4 separate regions of the Homo sapiens genome follow, and all the other regions are linked to region 3. Evidence: chromatin contacts called from ENCODE Hi-C or POLR2A ChIA-PET data. All regions are on one chromosome and are shown on one strand. The core of a region is the stretch at or near the end of the contact, and the rest is flanking DNA. Distances in the headings are between cores, read along the strand shown.

Evidence for each region. A loop is a pair of places that touch in the nucleus more often than their neighbours do. ChIA-PET counts read pairs that join two places held with the same protein, here RNA polymerase II (POLR2A). Pooled maps may share reads with other maps.
Region 1: a map of B cell shows a loop between it and region 3 (12-fold over the local background). The contact joins the enhancer-like site here to the promoter of CAT in region 3. A Hi-C loop is called at or near these places in 6 of 168 maps with a recorded cell type or tissue (B cell, CD4-positive, alpha-beta T cell, CD8-positive, alpha-beta T cell and 3 more), 10 of 37 single-sample maps with no recorded cell type and 13 of 50 pooled maps. POLR2A ChIA-PET finds 5 or more read pairs at or near these places in 2 of 52 experiments (OCI-LY7 and activated CD4-positive, alpha-beta T cell).
Region 2: a loop to region 3 is called in a map of naive thymus-derived CD4-positive, alpha-beta T cell, with 5 times the contacts of the local background. The contact joins the enhancer-like site here to the promoter of CAT in region 3. A Hi-C loop is called at or near these places in 2 of 168 maps with a recorded cell type or tissue (CD8-positive, alpha-beta T cell and naive thymus-derived CD4-positive, alpha-beta T cell), 3 of 37 single-sample maps with no recorded cell type and 13 of 50 pooled maps. POLR2A ChIA-PET finds 5 or more read pairs at or near these places in 3 of 52 experiments (A549, GM12878 and activated B cell).
Region 4: a pooled map shows a loop between it and region 3 (5-fold over the local background). The contact joins the enhancer-like site here to the promoter of CAT in region 3. A Hi-C loop is called at or near these places in 5 of 50 pooled maps. POLR2A ChIA-PET finds 5 or more read pairs at or near these places in 4 of 52 experiments (Panc1, WTC11, activated T-cell and 1 more).

Annotation. Positions count from the first base shown.
Region 1 is chr11:34,248,006-34,252,613 of GRCh38, forward strand. All of the region lies in intron 1 of ABTB2 (ankyrin repeat and BTB domain containing 2), which reads right to left. Among named protein-coding and RNA genes, the nearest start is that of ABTB2, 110 kb to the right of the region's middle. RefSeq lists a silencer at 3,177-3,471. Within about 2 kb of position 3,171, at least 13 of the 41 ENCODE cell types and tissues checked have a DNase peak (open chromatin) inside an H3K27ac peak, as active enhancers do; they include B cell and ascending aorta, where a contact is called at or near this core.
Region 2 is chr11:34,651,522-34,656,305 of GRCh38, forward strand. EHF (ETS homologous factor) reads left to right here. Exons shown (of 9, transcript NM_012153.6): 5 at 21-89; 6 at 216-284. Among named protein-coding and RNA genes, the nearest start is that of EHF, 33 kb to the left of the region's middle. Within about 2 kb of position 3,475, at least 21 of the 41 ENCODE cell types and tissues checked have a DNase peak (open chromatin) inside an H3K27ac peak, as active enhancers do.
Region 3 is chr11:34,436,357-34,440,807 of GRCh38, forward strand. CAT (catalase) reads left to right here and starts at 2,578. Exons shown (of 13, transcript NM_001752.4): 1 at 2,578-2,723. The coding sequence starts at 2,658. RefSeq lists enhancers at 2,391-2,440, 2,611-2,910.
Region 4 is chr11:34,213,419-34,217,869 of GRCh38, forward strand. All of the region lies in intron 1 of ABTB2 (ankyrin repeat and BTB domain containing 2), which reads right to left. Among named protein-coding and RNA genes, the nearest start is that of NAT10, 110 kb to the left of the region's middle. Within about 2 kb of position 1,598, at least 7 of the 41 ENCODE cell types and tissues checked have a DNase peak (open chromatin) inside an H3K27ac peak, as active enhancers do; they include Panc1, where a contact is called at or near this core.

The sequences.
Region 1 (4,608 bases), core at 1,921-4,420, 190 kb before region 3:
GGTCCTTGCTCAGCTTATGGATCCACTGTGGGAAAACCCAAAGGGAACACCAGGTAGCAATCATTCAATTTACTTATCTATAATTTTTCTTAAAAAAAAAAAAAAAAAAAAAAAAAACAGGGTCTTGCCCTGTCACCCAGGCTGGAGTGCAATGGCACAATCATAGCTCACTGCAGCCTTTGGGCTCAAGTGATCCTCCCACCTTAGCCTCTCCAGTAGCTAGGGGAGGCTTGCACCATCATGCCCAGCACATTTTTAATTTTTTTGTAGAGGGTGGGGGATCTCATTTGTAGCCCAGGCTGGTCTCAAGCTCCTGGCCTCAAGTGATCCTCCCATCTCAGCCTCCAAAAGTGCTAGGTATGAGCCACTGTACCTGGCCTCTGTTCATTTTTTAAAGGGTTAACTACCAGTTTCCTATTAAACAAACAAACAAACAAACAAAAAAAACCCTTCCTTACTACCTTTAATTATGACTTCATTTCCATTCTACATTCCTAGAAACCAGGAAGGCTATTACTGAAAGTAGGAATTTAAAAAGCAGAAAGTAAAGTGGATTACAGCCTGATCCATTTCAGGGGTGATTCTGCCTTCAGAGGAAAACCAAAGGTACTGTTTGGGCCTTTGATGTGGTCATAACACCCTCCCCTCAGCTTCCTTAAGAACGTAAAACAAGTTAATTAGTTCACAAGTGTGGTTTTCATAAGTGAACACAAACATACAACTTTTCAAAGCAGGACACATTGAGGTTGTGGGTATTTCAACTGCCAAATCTATGGGAGCAGTCACAATCTGATGTCTAGTAAATACAGGAAAACTATCACACACTGCATAAAGGCATACCACAGCCGGGCGCGGTGGCTCACGCCTGTAATCCCAGCACTTTGGGAGGCCAAGGCGGGCCGATCACCTGAGGTAGGGAATGCAAGACCAGCCTGACCAAAATGGAGAAACCCTGTTTCTACTAAAAATACAAAATTAGCCGGGCGTGGTGGCACATGCTGTAATCCCAGCTACTCAGGAGGCTGAGGCAAGAGATTCGCTTGAACCAGGGAGGCAGAGGTTGCAGTGAGCCGGGATCGTGCCATTGCACTCTAGCCTGGGCAACAAGAGCGAAACTCTGTCTCAAACAAACAAACAAAATGAAAGACACTCGCAACATGAATTTGCAAGTGGTCATGACTTGCACCCTCGTGAATGCGCAGCCTTGAGGGGAGCTGGGGTCAATGGGACCACCACTGAATCAATGACTGAAGCTCATGCCTTTAAGGACAAGCTTCAGAATCTGGCCCTGAACTGCAACTGTGGTCAGTGTAGGACGATATATGTATTAATGAAAAAGTTGGCAAGAAGTGGTGAAATAATAGCTTCACATAAAAATATCCAGAGCTGGCTGCAGGTTCTACAAAAGCAACAGCCGTAAAGTAGCTTTGACAAGAATATCCCCACCAAGGCTTCTCAAATAGTAGAAAGCACTTGGGGAATATCCTCTAGTACAATAGGGCCTAGAATGTTTACAAGAGGGCAGGCCTCCTGGCAGGTCATTTCATGACCTTCCAGAAAGGGGGAGGTCATTTGAGCTTGACCCCACTACCCCACTTGAACATCTAACTCGGAGCTTTGTCCCAGTTAAGTAAATATATGAAATGTCTTTTCTTTGTTGTTAGAGTCTTGCTCTGTTGCCGAGGCTGGAGTGCCGTGGTGTAATCACAGCTTACTGCAGCCTTGAACTCCTGGGTTCAAGTGATCCTCCTGCCACAGCTTCTGAGTGGCTGGGACTACAGATGTGCCACCATGCCTAGCTAAGTAAATATTTCTTCAGCATCCATCACTCTATAACATCAGGAGGGCTGAAGAAGCCCAGTTCACAGTCCTGTTCTCACAAAGCTTGTGGCCTGGCTGTGAAATGAGACCTTGCTGGTATAGAGTGGTCTACATGGCTCTGGCAGAATAACCCCAATGGTGCTCAGTGACTATAAAAGCATCCCTGGGGATCTGGTGACACCTTGAGCTGGTCCTGGAAGATAGAGCTGGGAAACTCAGGCAAAGATTGATAGGAGTTGGGATTCTAGGGAGGAGCCAAGGCAGAAAAGCACAAGCTGCCTTGGAACTGAAAGAACAGGGGTCTTGGAGAGCTGGGTGTTCTAAGAGCACAGAGGAGGGAAGGCTGGCAAGGTAGATGGAGGCTGAGGGTATCTAGGCATTAAGGACCTTGTATCTTCTGGCAATAAGTAGACATTGAAGGTTTCAGTGCAAGAGCAGGGGCAAATGAAGACTCCCCAGTTCTTCTTAAGGGGCCATAAGAGTCCTCTAGTACAACCAGACTGCAATCTGTAGGGCCAGGGAATCATCCCCAGCACCCATGAAGATGTCTGGCATGTAGTGCATATGCAATAAATACTTGCTCAACAAAGTGACGATAAATGTGAATCTTGAAATCTCTTCCTTCCTTGCCCAAATAGCTTAGTTTCTCATGGGAGAAAACAAGTGGAATTTATTGACATCAAATGGCAGGGTTGTGGCCAACTGCAACAATTTTTCAAACAAACCCTAGGATAAGCTTTCTGCAGAAACAGAGATAAAACTTCATCCTGAAAGAGGAGCGATGCATGTGGAAAGTGAACAGACATGGCAGAAAGACGCTTCATCATTCTAGTCTCCAGAGCAATTCCTCCCAATCCTCAGAAGCCTTCACTAAGTTTCCCTCCCTGAGAGAGAGAGCACCAACCCCAAACTTCTTTCTGCGGCTACAAATGCTCTGCTCCCTCTAATAAAGCTAAAGTTGCCATTACTGAGATCCTACCAGGTGTGTAAGGCACTTTGCAAATTACCTTCTGCCTATTTAATCCTCAGAATAACTAGGGGGGTAGAAACCATCATTGCCATTTTACATATGAGAAAACCGAGGTTCAGAGAGGTTAAGTAACTTGCCCAAGGAAGCACAGCTAGTTAAAGGCAAAGCAAGACTCACATCCAGGTCTGTCTGCCATCAAACATGTGTTTTTACCCCTATATTTACTCCTCCTTCTGATCTCTCAGGCTACACCCATGGAGTTGGCAGGTAGAAGCTGGTGGGCTAAGAGATAAATCTTCTACCCTGGCTTCTTAATAGGGGCTGGCCTGGCTGTTGTAAAGGGGAAGTAGGAGGAGCCTCTCAGAGGCAAGGAGAATGGCTCCTCCCATATTCTGTGACAACCAACACCAAAATAGAGCGGGTGAGGCTGCCCATGGGCGTGGGCTCTGCACCCTGATTTCAGAGGGCATCACTCAGCTGTGAATCATGCCTTAGTGACAGGCAAGGAGCCTGCTCAGACAGCGCTGACACTGATTCTGCTCTGGCTGAGTGACAGCCCCAGGGGAAGAGGCGGGGCTCATCTCCAAAGGGGGACCACACAGAGAAATACAGCCAGAAACACAGCTCCCGACACTGTCTCAGGCACCAGTGAAATGCTAGGGTGGCTGGCTCTGTTAAAGGGACCCTGTCCTCCTCCTTCCCCTGGGCCAACTGTTGACCGGTGTCCATGCCATGCCCAGCAGGATGTCAGCTATGCTGGGGGAAGCCGCGCACTCTCTGAGCTATAAGAGAGTACATGGAGGGTTCTTTACTTTCTCTCATTATCTGACGTGCATTTGTGTAAGACTCCTGAACTTTTTTTTATTTGCTGGGACCAGGTGCAATGCAAAAAGGTGAGTATGTTCTTCAAGTCAGAGCACTACACAGATATAAGGAATTACAGTAAAGAAAGTTAAAATGGAGTGGAGGACACAACTGTTCCTCAGGAAACAACTAAAGCAGAATGTGAGGCTATCTACAGAGACATGAGGAGTGATTCACCGCAGACTAAAAAAACAGGAGCTTGAACGATAGAAAAAGATCCAAATCATTCCTGGTATTGTTTTCCTCTTGTGCTCACTGGAAATCTGCAGCCAGTGGAGGAGACTTTCCTCACCCAGTCCCATCCTGGGAGTCACAGTGTTTAGGGCACTCAGGGATCTAAGCTGCCAAAGTCAGCCCCACCCCACTCCCATCCCCTCCACCCAGGGGCTTGCAATCCCAGGGAAGAGGAGAGTTTCATGAAAGCTGCAAAACTCACAGCAAGGCCCGGATGGTGGTTCGGAGTTCATGCTCCAGGGGTTCATGAGGCTGAGCTGAAAGGAAGTCACCTGACACAGCATGAGCCCCCACACCAGAGCTGGCCAGAGCCCCACGACTCCATGCCTGGGAAAGCCGTGGCAGGAGTGACAGCGAGGAGGCCAGATGCACGAGCCTCTTCCTGAACCATCGCATCTCCCCACTTCCTATCAGCCTTTTCTTTGGACTGGCCCCATCTCTTCCCTGGCTTGGGGCTGACTTCCCTTTAGGAATAGGTGTCTTTGGAGCATCCAGGCAGCTGATAATGACCACTGCTTAACCAGCCCTCCTCAGTCACAGGGGGAGAGTGCCATCTGGACATCATGACCTCCCCACCACCGCTGGGCATGACCCTAAGAGAAAGACTAGATTCCTAACCTGTGCTAGGGCATCTCCTGTGCCACTCCCCCAACCCTCCAACCTGCCTGAAAGAGAGGAGAGCAGGGAGAGAGAATGGGGGGAAGGGTGGGGCCAGGAGG
Region 2 (4,784 bases), core at 2,225-4,724, 220 kb after region 3:
TCCTTCTCTATTTTTTGTAGAGCCTTCCATCATGAACACCTGGAAAGACGAGAACTATTTATATGACACCAACTATGGTAGCACAGTAGGTAACTAACTCCCTGACACTTAAGGCCCTTTACATTCTTATTCAGTTTGTCTAAGAGCCACAGTGTTCTATTGTGAGGTGGGGGGAGGGGGTGCTCTAAATGTCCTTTATCTTTTCATGGCCACAGATTTGTTGGACAGCAAAACTTTCTGCCGGGCTCAGATCTCCATGACAACCACCAGTCACCTTCCTGTTGGTAAGCTGTCATCACATCTGAGGCTGGGTATGCCTAATGCTTAGGGAGAATCAGTGGGAATTACCAACACTCTACATTTCTGCCTTTCTGGAGTCTTTCTAATTAAAGGGCTAGGAAAGGGATGGGGTTACCATTAGACGAGGTTTGCTTTTGAGGCAATATTTGTACATCGAAGATGACCCGTAGGGATCCTCTAGGCAAAATGTTGGTCTCCTACGAAACTAGTCACTCTGTTGTGACAATAAAAGTTGTTTAGGCTTTTCTTTATTTTCAATGAAAACTTACTCTTGCAATATAGCTGCTAAAATTATTCATATTTGGGTATACTTATGGGAAATAAGGCTATATTTAATTTTCAACAAACTACATTTGGCTTTAGAGAAAGAATACCTCATAGTAAAATTCAAAGGTCCGTGAACCTGTAGTGATAGTTTCTGGGTGAAGGGGTAGCCATTGGAAACTTCCAGAATCCCCACAGTTACACTATTTTGTCAGTTTTTAAGTCTAATTCCGATGACTCATCAGTGCTCTCTAATCAGTCAGAGCACCTGCATTTTATGAGTTACGTTCACTTTAGCTGCATTTGGTTAAGCTTGGATGCAACTGGGGCTATCCATGCTCCTTAACCAAGGTTACACTGGGTGAGAAGTTTGGGATGTTGGGAGTCTGGGAGAGGGGATTTCAGATTACCACCCCCACCTACAAATAGGTGCATTGGCGTGTACAGTGTGGGAAATGGTTGAAAGAGGATCTTATGGTTTCCCGTGATCTGAGTATGAACTTGTGGATCTCTTTGGGTCTATGAAATGGCACTTAGACATCAGTCACAAGTGATAGTGCCTCTCTCCTGGAATTAAATTTGGAGCAACTTCAGAAATGGGATTTAATTGGGTCTTTGTGAAAGAAATTAGTCTGCAACCCTTCCTTCCTCTTTTTTTCTGTTTTTGTTTTTGCTTTTGAGAACTGAAATAATGAAAGGTTTTGGTTTGAGGTTTTGTTTGGGTCAAGCCCCTTAAATGAGATGGGGCTGGGAGCCAATGTAAATGCTTCTGGAATTGAGATTAAGAGCTGAGGCCAGCATAGCTCTCGACTTCTCCTTCCCCCAGTGGTCCTTAGCATTATGTGTCACTTGAGGTATTTGTTAAAATTAGGGAATAGATCAAACACTGGCAAGGCTTGGCTGTGTATTTGCTATTCTGGGGGAACTGAGCCAACCGGGGTAAAATTTCTGTGGCAATCATTGCCACTCAGTCAAGACCATGGGGTTCAGGGCTGAGGAAACCTCCCAAGTCACACTCTGAGTTCCTCTGCGACTTCCTACAGTGTCATCTCCCACATCCTTCCATCCTTCCATCCTTCCATCCTTCCATCCTTCCATCCTTCCATCCTTCCACTTGGGTCTTTGACTTACGGCAAAAAATTCCAACTAAGAATAAAGCTGAACCAACCACTTCCTGAGCCTCAGGGGCTAGTAGGTCTTGAGGCACCCGGGAAACAAAAACATCATAGTTACAGCTCTGCTGCCCTGACAGCTGGGCCATCCTCTTTTCTACATCTTGACTTACACCTTCTAGAATCTCAAAATCAATAGGGGCCTTAGAGGCCAGTTTCTGCTTTTGCATTTGCAGTAGCAAGGAACTCGCTCTCTCCTGAGTCCACCGATTGTATTTTTCAATAGTCCTTCTTAAGATGGGCTCAGGAATCTTCTCTCCTTACCCTTCTGATCCTTGTTTGCTGCAGCTCCCCATTTCTATCCTGTGATTGTAACCCAGGCTGGAAAATGAGATCAATCACCCAGGCCCTAAAGAATCAATGCAGTCTCTGGGGTTGGTGTATTCATTGGGGTAATAGCCCTTCAGTAGGATAGTTAATTACAGCCTTATATGGGTCAGTTTCTTTCAGAATAGTTTATAGTCTCTACTGCATGGAAGCAGAACCCCGGAAAAACCTTGGTCATTTGCCTGAGTCTTTATTTTTCGAGCTCCCATGTAATTGAATGCAGTGAAATATCTTTCTATGTTTTAATGCTAGTTACCAGCTGAGCTAAGGCGAGGCCCAGCGTAAACTGATGCCCTCTGTGATAAACGCAGGTGGGGAAATAGGCTTTGTTTTGATTTCTCTGTCATCTGCCCATTTCATAAAATGCCCGCTGCCGGTGTCCTGTTCTGCTCGACAGTCCTCCAGCCTGTCATGCCAGCTCGGGCTTGATGTGTTTATCCACTGACTTGTTGAGCCTAAAGCTAGGGTGGCACGGTCTATTAGAACACTGAAATTTGTATATCCCGTAAAGAAATGGCTCACAGCTGAATCATATGCAAATGCTTCTAATCTTTGCTTCTTGCGAAGCAGCTTAGCTGAAGTCACGCTCTCTCACTTGCATCACAAACCTGTGGCTTGTTGCTGCCCCTGCCTGGACTGGATAGGACCTTGGCCTGGAGTGCCTGGGAGCCAAGCAAGAGAAAGCCAGGCTGGACAACTTCTCCAGGGCAAGCCATTATTTTATAAGAATGAATCACTTAACCACATGGCTAACTTCAAAGGTCTTGACTTTTATCCTAGGGCAGAAGAAGGACACATATTAAAGAGAGGTTAAAGATCAAAAGATATCAGTGGTAAAGCAGGCCAGTGATTCCACGGCTTACCCCTGCACACTGCAACAGGCAGAGAGGTCTGGAAGAAATTAGGTTCTTCTTTTGCCTTTGACTGCTTATTCCCCTTTATGATGATGGAAAGATTTTTATTTGGGGATTAAAAAAAGAACGTTCCTAGCTGGGTGGAGCCTAGCTTGGGTAAACGGCTGACAACTCAAAGAATATTTCCTCATGGTTTATCTAGTGTAGAGGTTTTAGAGTCCATGGACTGCTGCATGGGCCACAGCCCCCTGAAATTGTTGACAAAATTTCATGTGTACATATATGTGCATTTTTTTCTGAGGAGAGGGTCCAAGGTTTTCGTCTTATTCACAAAGGCACCTGAACTCTGAAGTAACTGATTCTAGATCAACTAGGAACCCACAAACAATAATTGAGGCCAATATACTGAGAGACTCTTGTATTTTTCTGAATTCAACTCCTGGCTCTGAAATAATGGCCCTGCATCCCTCCTGGATGTCATTTGAAAATGAGCTTTGCTTGTGGCCTGCTGGGTAAATGCCACTCTTTGTCTGCAGTACAACGTGGCCCTGTCAGAGTGATGTATCACTTGGAAACCGGGGTGGATGCCAGACCTGTCGCAATATTGTCACATCCTGATGGGATGTTGCAACCTCACCCTGCAACCTACAGGGAGGGAGAGTGAAGTCTCCTTGCATTTCCTGTGAATTTGTCCTCTCGGATTTCAGAGAAACCCAAGTCAGGTGCAGGCCCTGCTAGTGACAATGCCAGGAGAGAAATTCTTAACCAGGATGAGAGGTTTCTTGTTTACTGAGGTCTTATTAAATCCCTCTCTCCATCCTGCCATGACGTTTCGAGAAATTGCTGGGAACACTGAGTCTTGATTAGCTGGGTGATAAGATGGTTGAAAGGGCCCATGAACGTTGGGAAATATAGAATTGTCAGATTGAAATTATCTTTTCTACTAACAAGAGCATTACAGAAGTGAACCTGATTCTTGGCAAGAAAGGCTTGTGTGAAATCTGTTATGTGCAAAGGGAGATTATGTGCCGGCCACCATTTCTGGAAATGACATAGAATCATGGTTATGAGTAAAGCTTCTGGATTCAAACTGTTTGTGTTCATATCCTGGCTCCACATTCCAGCTGTGTGACTCTAGTCAAGTCATTTGACCCCTCTGTTTCTCAGATCCTCCACAGCTGAAAACTGTGGATCATATTAGTACCTGTGTCATAGAGTTATTGTGTGAATTAAATAAAGTGATTCATTTAAAGTGCTTAGTACAGTGCCTGGTACATAGTAAGTGCTCAATAAACAGTAGCTTTTTTTTCTTAACCAATTTAATTAGGAGCTAATGGCTGGCAGTTCATAGCTTTTTTGAATAATAGGCTTCTCCTGATAATTGAATGGATGCTGTGAACCCTCTCCCTTCATATATGGTTTCAGTCAGTCCAGGGGCCCTTGAAGGCCACACTGGGTCAGTGGACCCTAGTTTAGGAAGGGCACATGAAAGAGATCAGTTTTACTGGCCCAATTTCTTAAAATAATTGGCTTGTATTTAGGGACTACTTTGTATTAAAATTGGCTGATTTTTGAGTGTGAGAGTCTTTGTAAGATCTACTTTGGTCCTCCCAATACACACACACACACACACACACACATATACACACACACACTCACACTCACACACACACGGCTAGATCATTTAGTTTTCTTTCTGAGAAGAATTTTTATTTCCCAGGTCCGCCTCCATCATCTCCTCTTTGGTAATAGTCGCAGAGGTTGCCATAATGAGTCATTTGTTAAACTAATCTGTGTTTCCATAGTCCACTGTGGCCCTCTGTATTGAGCTTGGGCCACTCAATGGCGCCTTTGTCAGGCTGATTAA
Region 3 (4,451 bases), core at 1,328-3,827:
TCCAACAACACATGATGTTCATTCTCTCCATTCTTTTCTTGCAATACTGATGAAATAAAATTTGTCTATAAAGATTCCTAGCTGAGTACTCAAATGTTTTTCTTGAACATTTGTTACATGGTCTACTTTGCAAGCTTGGTTTCAAATTTGTTGATACCAGGATTAATAACAGTATGTCTTGTGCCAGTATATTTTATTTTCATTGAGTTCTGAAAATTGACTTCAGAGAACAGCATTTTTAAAATAACATTTTTATTTATATCAATAAAAATACCCATGAATTCATATGACTAAAATATTAAAACCTAGAACCCAATTTGTTTACCTAACCAATCACTTGCAATTACCTTTAGGTAATTGTATTGGTTTGGTTTCAAGTATTTTTTAACTAGGGCTGATTTTAAGAAGTGTTTTCATTTAAGCTGTAATTATAGTCGATAGAACTTCCACCTAATATGTGACTTTTTTTAATTTTTAATTTTTTTGAGATGAAGCCTCACTCTGTCACCCAGGCTGGAGTGCAGTGGCACAATCTTGGCTCACTGCAACCTCCGCCTCTTGGGTTCAAGTGATTCTCTCGCCTCAGCCACCTGAGTAGCTGAGACTACAGGCGTGTGCCACCACGCCCAGCTAATTTTTGTATTTTTAGCAGAGGTGGGGTTTTACCATGTTGGCCAGACTGGTCTCGAACTTCTGGCCACAAGTGATCCGCCTGCCTCGGCCTCCCAAGGTGCTGGGATTACAGGCGTGAGCCCCCGCACCCAGCCTCCTATGTAACATTATAAATTTATTGTCATTACTTGTAAGCCTGCCCTTTATTTTAAAATACAAGATATGACAAGATCAGAAACCAGTCTTGTTTCTCCATTTCTTTCTCTAGAAATAATTCTTTAGGAATTCAAATCCATAGTAACAAAAACAAAGGAAAAAAAAACATGCTTTTTTTTATATAATGAATAAAGGTTAAGAAATGACTCCAGGTCTCTTATTTATTTTGTTGATATTTGTGTTGGTTAGTTAAGAAGATGATTTGCTCGATTATTTCAACATTTATTTATTCAACAAACTGTGGACTTTGGAGATGAACAGCTGAAGCTAGAATCCTGACTATCCCTTAATAGCTGTGTAACTTTGGGCAAGTTATTTAACCTCCCTATACCTCTGTTTCCTAATCTGTAAAATGAAGATAATATTAGTATCTAACTCATAGGGTTGTTGGGAGGGTTAACTAAGCAAATATACAAAAAGCTGAGAATAGTCCCTGGTATATAGTAAGTGCTCAATAAATTATGGATGGGAGGATCCTGACCCACATGGAGTTTACAGTCTTGGCAGTATGGATCGGGCAGGTAGAAAAAGACACCAAATTACACAGCCAACAGCATCTTTATAATTGTTTTTAATATAGGAAAAGTATAGGGTGCTAAAGATCAATTTGTGGCTTTCTTTTCCAATGAACTGCTAAAGTTCCACTTTTATGCCCAAGATTCTTATCATACTTTTGTAAGATCAAGAACAACATGTGAAGTTTCCACTATTATATATCCACCCATTATATGTAGTTGTACTGGAAAAAATTAAAAGCTGATAACTTTTAATTTGAAGATGATGGTATATACTATGTATATATATTAAGGTGCTTAAAGATAAATCCTAGCACCTGAGGAGGTGTAGAAATCATTCAAACTCTTTGATTACAATGACAAACTAGTCAGTAACTTACTAAATATTGTACTATATATTACTAAGTATTTTACTCTTCAACATAGCTTTTTAAAGACACAAAGCTTTTCAAAATTCCTGCTTACCTGGGGGTAAAATTTGGGGAAGCAGATTTCTCCAGTGTTTAAAGAAGCCAATTTGGCAGTGTACCAGAGTTGAATACATTTTTCCCATCACAAGGGAATACATTTTTCCCATCTAAGTTAAGTTGTTTTTCTCTGGTAAAGGAGGAAATCAACACCCATCTGTACGGAGATAAACGTTTCAGAGTGTTTTTATATTAAATAATTAGTATACTAGTCTAGTAAGTGATAATCCACGAATAAGTTAAGAAGAGCTAAGAAAGAAAAAGAAAAGCATCCATCCATCCTTTGGTTGCAAATAATACTTACATTAGCGTATGGCAAAATTTAATTTTGTACAGAGTAATTTAACCCAGGATTGCTGACTTTTTAAGAGCTGAGAAAGCATAGCTATGGAGCGCAAGGCCCCACCCAGCAGGGTCTAAGTATTCCGTCTGCAAAACTGGCAGGCCACCAACGGCCGCGTCCCAGGGCGGCCTGAAGGATGCTGATAACCGGGAGCCCCGCCCTGGGTTCGGCTATCCCGGGCACCCCGGGCCGGCGGGGCGAGGCTCTCCAATTGCTGGGCCAGAGCGGGACCCTTCCTTTCCGCACCCTCCTGGGTATCTCCGGTCTTCAGGCCTCCTTCGGAGAGCCCTGCTCCGAGCCCATTGGGCTTCCAATCTTGGCCTGCCTAGCGCCGAGCAGCCAATCAGAAGGCAGTCCTCCCGAGGGGGCGGGACGAGGGGGTGGTGCTGATTGGCTGAGCCTGAAGTCGCCACGGACTCGGGGCAACAGGCAGATTTGCCTGCTGAGGGTGGAGACCCACGAGCCGAGGCCTCCTGCAGTGTTCTGCACAGCAAACCGCACGCTATGGCTGACAGCCGGGATCCCGCCAGCGACCAGATGCAGCACTGGAAGGAGCAGCGGGCCGCGCAGGTACACTCTGTGCTCCCCGAGCGGGCCCGAAGGTCCGTTTAGAAAGCGGGGGCGTCGGCAAGTAAAGGCCCGGCTTCCCCCGGGGCGGCGCTTGGAGGGACTGTACCGCGGCTCACTGGGCAGGGGGGATCCCCTTCGGTGCAGACGGACTTTTACATTCGCCGAAGCAGGGGAGGGGGGTCCGGGTAGTGGGGCGCGGGACTGCAGGCTTTGTTGTCCGCGACAGGCTCGGGTGGTTGCTTCAGAATTTTGCACTTTTGCCAACTGGGACAGAGGTCGCAGCTTGAGGACAGATTGAGGGCTCATGGGGAAAGAGGCAGAGAGCTGCAGCTGCAAGGAAGTCAGTGAGGGGAGAAGTGGAACCAGGCTCTAATGGTGCCCTTCTTGAAATACTGTTTACACGCTTTCATAGTTGTGGGGTCCCAGCAGGGCAGGGATTGTGTTTTACAATCTTGAGGTCTCCAGCACCAGTCACAGTGACTGGTACGTACTATGCACATTATTAAACGACTAAATAAAAGAACTTTTACATTCATTGTCTCATTTGCACTTCAAAATGTCAAGCCTAGCATTTTAGAGCTGGGGGGTGACATTAGGGATTGATTAATGCGTTTATTCTATTCTTTGAGCACCTGTAGGTGCTAGGCACTGTTCGGGGCAAGGTGTACAAATTCCAGTGCGGCAAGAACAACACCCTTGAGAAGCTGAGAGTCTAGTCTGGGAGACGAGACACATAAACAGATGATTACACTCCAGCGTGGTGAGGGCTCTAATAGAGGTTATCTGTAGAATGTAGAGGGAGTGACCAGGTGGGCCGGACAAAGCAGGTGACATTTGAACAGGAATTTTTTTAAATGAGTAGGATTTTAACTTGGTGGTGGGGGAGGCATTCCTGGCCTGTGCCCACGGCTGCAGAGTCTCAGAGGGCATCTATGAGGAGGTTGGATTAGATGAGACCACATCTGGTCTGAGTCTACTGTTGGCAGATTGGCCCAGGGAGTCTAAAGGTCTTGCCCTGTTCCCTGGCTGCTGGTTAATGGTAGACAGAGGACTGCAGCCCTGTTTTCCCTATTCTGCCTAGTGCTCTTGCTCAAAACTCAGGTTCGTGAACTGGGGTATTAATGCTAAGTGCTCATGGATTGCTTTAATGGTTCCCTGTTTGGGAAAAGGCTGCCATTCTCCTCCAAGGGCCTGGAAAATCTCCCCTCTTGGCCCTGTTCTTTGTTATATACCATTAGGTTGGTTCATGAGCTCTTAAAGTAAACCAGAGAGAGGTAGAGTCTTAGTAAAGGATGTGCCACTACTTAGTGGCAGAGACAAGGTTAGAATTCAGCTTCTTGGACCCAAGACTCTTTCCTTACCCAGTGGGTGCAAATCCTGGTTCACACTGAAGTTTTCATGAATACTCGGTGAATTGAGAAAAGTGTGGACAAAGTAGTGAGATTTTTACAAAACAAAATATTTTCTTTTTCTTTTTCTTTTCTTTTCTTTTTTTTTTTTTGAGACGGAGTCTTGCTCTGTTGCCCAGGCTGGAGTGCAGTGGTATGATCTCCACTCACTGCAAACTCCGCCTCCCGGATTCAAGCAATTCTCCTGCCTCAGCCTCCCGAGTAGCTGGGATTACAGGTGTCCACCACCACACCCAGCTAATTTTTGTATTTTTAGTAGAGATGGGGTTTCACCATGTTGGCCAGGCTGGACTGGAACTCCTGACCTCAGGAGATCTGC
Region 4 (4,451 bases), core at 348-2,847, 220 kb before region 3:
GCAGTGAGCCGAGATCGCTGCCACTGCACTCCAGCCTGGGCAAGAGAGCGAGACGCCATCTCAAAAACAAACAAACAAAACTAGACAGCCCCACAAGTGTGGCAAATTTGGAATCCCCACTGGGAATGCTGGCTCAGTGGCACTTTGGTGATTCATCTATGGTAAATATCAGTTCTGACACAGACCCAGAGGATGACTATTAGGTGCCTGTAAGAAAACTAGCAGGGATGCTACATTGCTGTTTAATTTTTTTGAAGCAAAAACTTAATAAAATGCCATCTGCTCACTGCCATTTCTCCTCTTTGCAAAAGAGTATAAAATAAAGCCAGTGTAACCAAGCAGATCAATTTCAGGAAATTAAACCTAAAGGTGAACCCTGGAAAAACCAGTGCAATAGTCACAACATTGGGCAATGTGGGGCAGAAAACTAACATTCGAGCTACTGAGCTTTTTCCTGTGGAAAAATATCTCTGTGTTATTTAGAATACTTTTTAAGAGATTCTGGGTGGCCTCTCTCCAAAGTATTGATGTAACACATGAAGAACTTAGTGACCCAGGGAGCATGAGTCTTGGAACTACTGCCTCTTTGAAAAGAACAGTCCGCCACATGACCACGGTCCTTTGTCATACGCTGTCCTTGACCCGCAGTGGGTGAGCACACTAATTCCTGTAAGCCAATGACAACACAGAGCCACTTTTCTATTAAGGCAGCACATTCAAAACACACACACACACACACACACACACACACACACACAAAGTAAATGGAGAAATTAAGGATGGAGATGAAGCAGTCGTAGACTCAGTACCTTAAATATCAGCCTTCTTCTCAACAGCCACTAAAAGAGTGGTTCGCTTGATGCTAGGGTCATAAAAATGCTTTCTGCCCTACTATGCTTTCCAAACTTTTTATAATGAATATGGCTTACTGGCATAGGAACAATGACTGTTTTGAGCAATATGAGAGAGGGGATGAGATGTAATCAGAGGCAGAGGAGGGTGACAAAATGTTTCTTCTGAGCAAAGAACACCCATAATTTGAATTATGGTATAACATTTGTTATCTGAAATTAAATTTTTAGATAAAGGAAAAAGTGAATGTTAAAAATACCACTTTTTTTTTTTTTTTTTTTTTTTTAAAGTCAGGTTCTTGCTCTGTCTCTCAGGCTGGAGTGCAGTGGTGCAATCTCAGCTCACTGCAACCTTCACCTGCTGGGCTCATGCCATCCTCCCACTTCAGCCTCCCGAAGTGCTGGGATTACAGGTGTGGGCCACTGCACCCAGCCAAAACTATCGCTATTATCTTGTTACCTATAAAGAGCCTAGAATTTATTTCTGCATGGTATACTTTTAGATGATTCTTCTCCCATTATTCTTCATACTTTTTAACAAAACTAATATTACAATTATTATGAGCTCATGGAGGTTAAAAGAAAAAGGTACATGAAAGGAAAACCTGGTTGTTTTATAGAAATTTTACCAAAAAATGAGGGGGTACTGCTTTTGGAAGAAACTCAGGGAGAACCCATTCTAAATTGCTAACCAGTAGATGAGACATTGTCTGCATGCCTCATTCCAAGTATCTATCATCTGGCCCCTTCGCCTGGCCCCAGGTGGTGGTGACTCAGGCACTGCATCACCAGTGGGACTTTCTGTGGCATCTTGCTGATGCTCTGCCCTGCCGTGTACCTACTGCTCTGAGCCTGTGTGATCATTCTACAGCTACAGTGGCCGAATCACCACTGGTGGGATGCTGCCATTGCTGGGCAGGGGGTGAGGGAGGGAGAGGAGGCAAAGCCAGCGCAGGGAGTGACAGCTGAGCTGCATCCTTCCCCTGCTAGGGATCAGTGCTGCCAGGGACAGAAAGAGGGCAGTGGGTGTGACCTCTCAGTGCCAGCTCAGAGAGGAAGAAAGGGATCAAAAGGGCACAAACACAAGTCTCTCCTTGAGAGTTTAAGGAAAAGATGCAAACATCACAAGGCCCAGGGCAGATGGCCAAGATGTTTATTAACAGAACATGAGTATATTCATCAGAGAATATTCATCAGAGATTTACTGCACTGGAGTCCTGCTTATAAACATAACCTGCTTCAATCAGCTTCGGTTCCAATTCCAAAAGGGATTGATCATTAGACTCTTCAGACAATTAAAGGGCATGAGTCAGAGCAATGAGGTTCAAAACCCAGCTCTGCCACTTACTAGCTGTGTGACTCTGGACTAGTTACTTGAGCTCTCTGAGCCACAATTTGTTTCTCTGGATAATAGGCCTAATCATACTTCCTAATTCACAAGATTGAGCATTAAAACAGGTTTTGTAAATAAGCACTTAGCAAAAGGCTTGGCACACAGTAAAGCATATAGTAAATAAAAATATTTTTATTAATAGCCTGATTCCTAGGGCTGATGGCTTCAAGACAAAGAAGTCATCAGATACTATATAAAAGTTATTGTCACTATTAGGAAGGAGGGATAGACCCAAGGCCACTCGATTCTGTTATTTTCTTAAAGGCCACTAGGATCCACAGTGATTTAAAAAAAAATTGTGATTTACTCACCACAGATGGCTCATTTATTCTGCATTCATTCACTCATTTATTCAACAACTGTGTAATGATTACCTAATAATACACCAGAAGCAGCTATGCTCTGGGGATATGAAAGTGAATGGGGGTCCCTACCCTCATGAAGTTGGCAGTCTAGTGGAGGAGGGAAGACAGTATGCCAGCCAAATAAATATTGGATACAAAGGGCTGTGATGCAGTCAGCACAAGGAATCCAAACTAAGGATCTCTAAGCCAGACTACCTAGGCTTGGTGGTCAAGGAAGGCTTCCTGGAAGAAGGGACACCTCAGTTGATGATGAGCAGGTATCAGTCTGCTCTGAAAATCCTCTGTGCTCTGCCTATTCATCCCTCCCTGCCCAACCCCTGGCAACCACTGATCTTTTTACTGTCTCCATAGTTTTGCCTTTTTAAGAATGTCATATAGTTGGAATCATACTATACATGGCCCTTTCTGATTGGCTTCCTTTACTTAGAAATATACATTCAAGGCCGGGTGCAGTGGCTCACACCTGTAATCCCAGAACTTTGGGAGGCCGAGCCAGGCAGATCACTTGAGGTCAGGAGTTCAAGAGCAGCCTGGCCAACATGGTAAAACCCCATCTCTACTAAAAATACTAAAATTAGCCAGGCGTGGTGGCAGGTGCCTGTAATCCCAGCTACTCAGGAGGCTGAGGCAGGAGAATCACTTGAATCCGGGAGGCAGGAGGTTGTAGTGAGCTGAGATTGTGCTGTTGCACTCCAGCCTGAGCAACAAGAGCGAAATTCCATCTCAAAAAGAAAAAAAGAAAGAAAAGAAATATACATTTAAGTTTCCTCCATGTCTGCATGGCTTGATATTCCAGAAGCAGGGCTTGGACATCAGACCAAATTGAGGACTAGCTAAAACAGGTCCCGGGCAGAAGCAGCTTTCCATTAAGACACGCCCACCAGTGTGCCATGGTTGGTTTACCATTTCCATGGCAACACCTAGATGTTCCTGCCTCTTTCCGTGGCAATGACCTGATAACCTGGAAGTTACCAACCTCATCCTAGAAATTTCTGCACGAGCCACCCCTTAATTTGCATATAATTAAAAGTGGGTACAAATATTACTGTACTAGTAGTACGGAACTGCCTCTAAGCTGTTATTCTGGACACACTGCCTATGGGATACCCCTGACCCACAAGGAATAGTACCTTTGCTGCTGCTGTAAACTGCCACTTCAATAAAAGCTGTTTAACACCACTGGCTCACCCTTGAATTATTTCCTAGGCGAAGCCAACAACTCTCCTGGGATAAGTCCTAATTTTGAGGTTTGCCTGTCGTGCATCATCAGCTTATTTCTTTTTAGCTCTGATAATATTCCATTGTCTGGATGTACCACAGTTTATCTATCCATTCACATATTGAAGGACATCTTGGTTGCTTCCAAGTTTGGCAATTCTTAATAAACCTGCTATAAATAACTGTGCACAGGTTTTTGTGTAGATATAAGTTTTTTTTGTTTTGTTTTGTTTTCAGACAGAGTCTCACTCTGTCACCCAGGCTGGAGTGCAGTGGTGTGATCCTGGCTCACCACAATCTTCGCCTCCTGGGTTCAAGCGATTCTCCTGCCTCAGCCTCCCGAGTAGCTGGCCTTACAGGCACCTGCCACCATGACTGGCTAATTTTTGTGTTTTTAGTAGAGACGGGGTTTCTCCATGTTGGCCAGGCTGATCTTGAACTCCTAACCTCAAATGATCTGCCTGCCGCGGCCTCCCAAAGTGTTGGGACTACAGGCATGAGCCACCGTGCCCAGCAGATAAAAGTTTTTAACTCCTTTGGGCAAATACTAAGGAATGCAGTTGCTGAATTGTATTGGTATCATATACCTATGAGTAACTAAGGAACTGCCAAATTGTCTTCCAA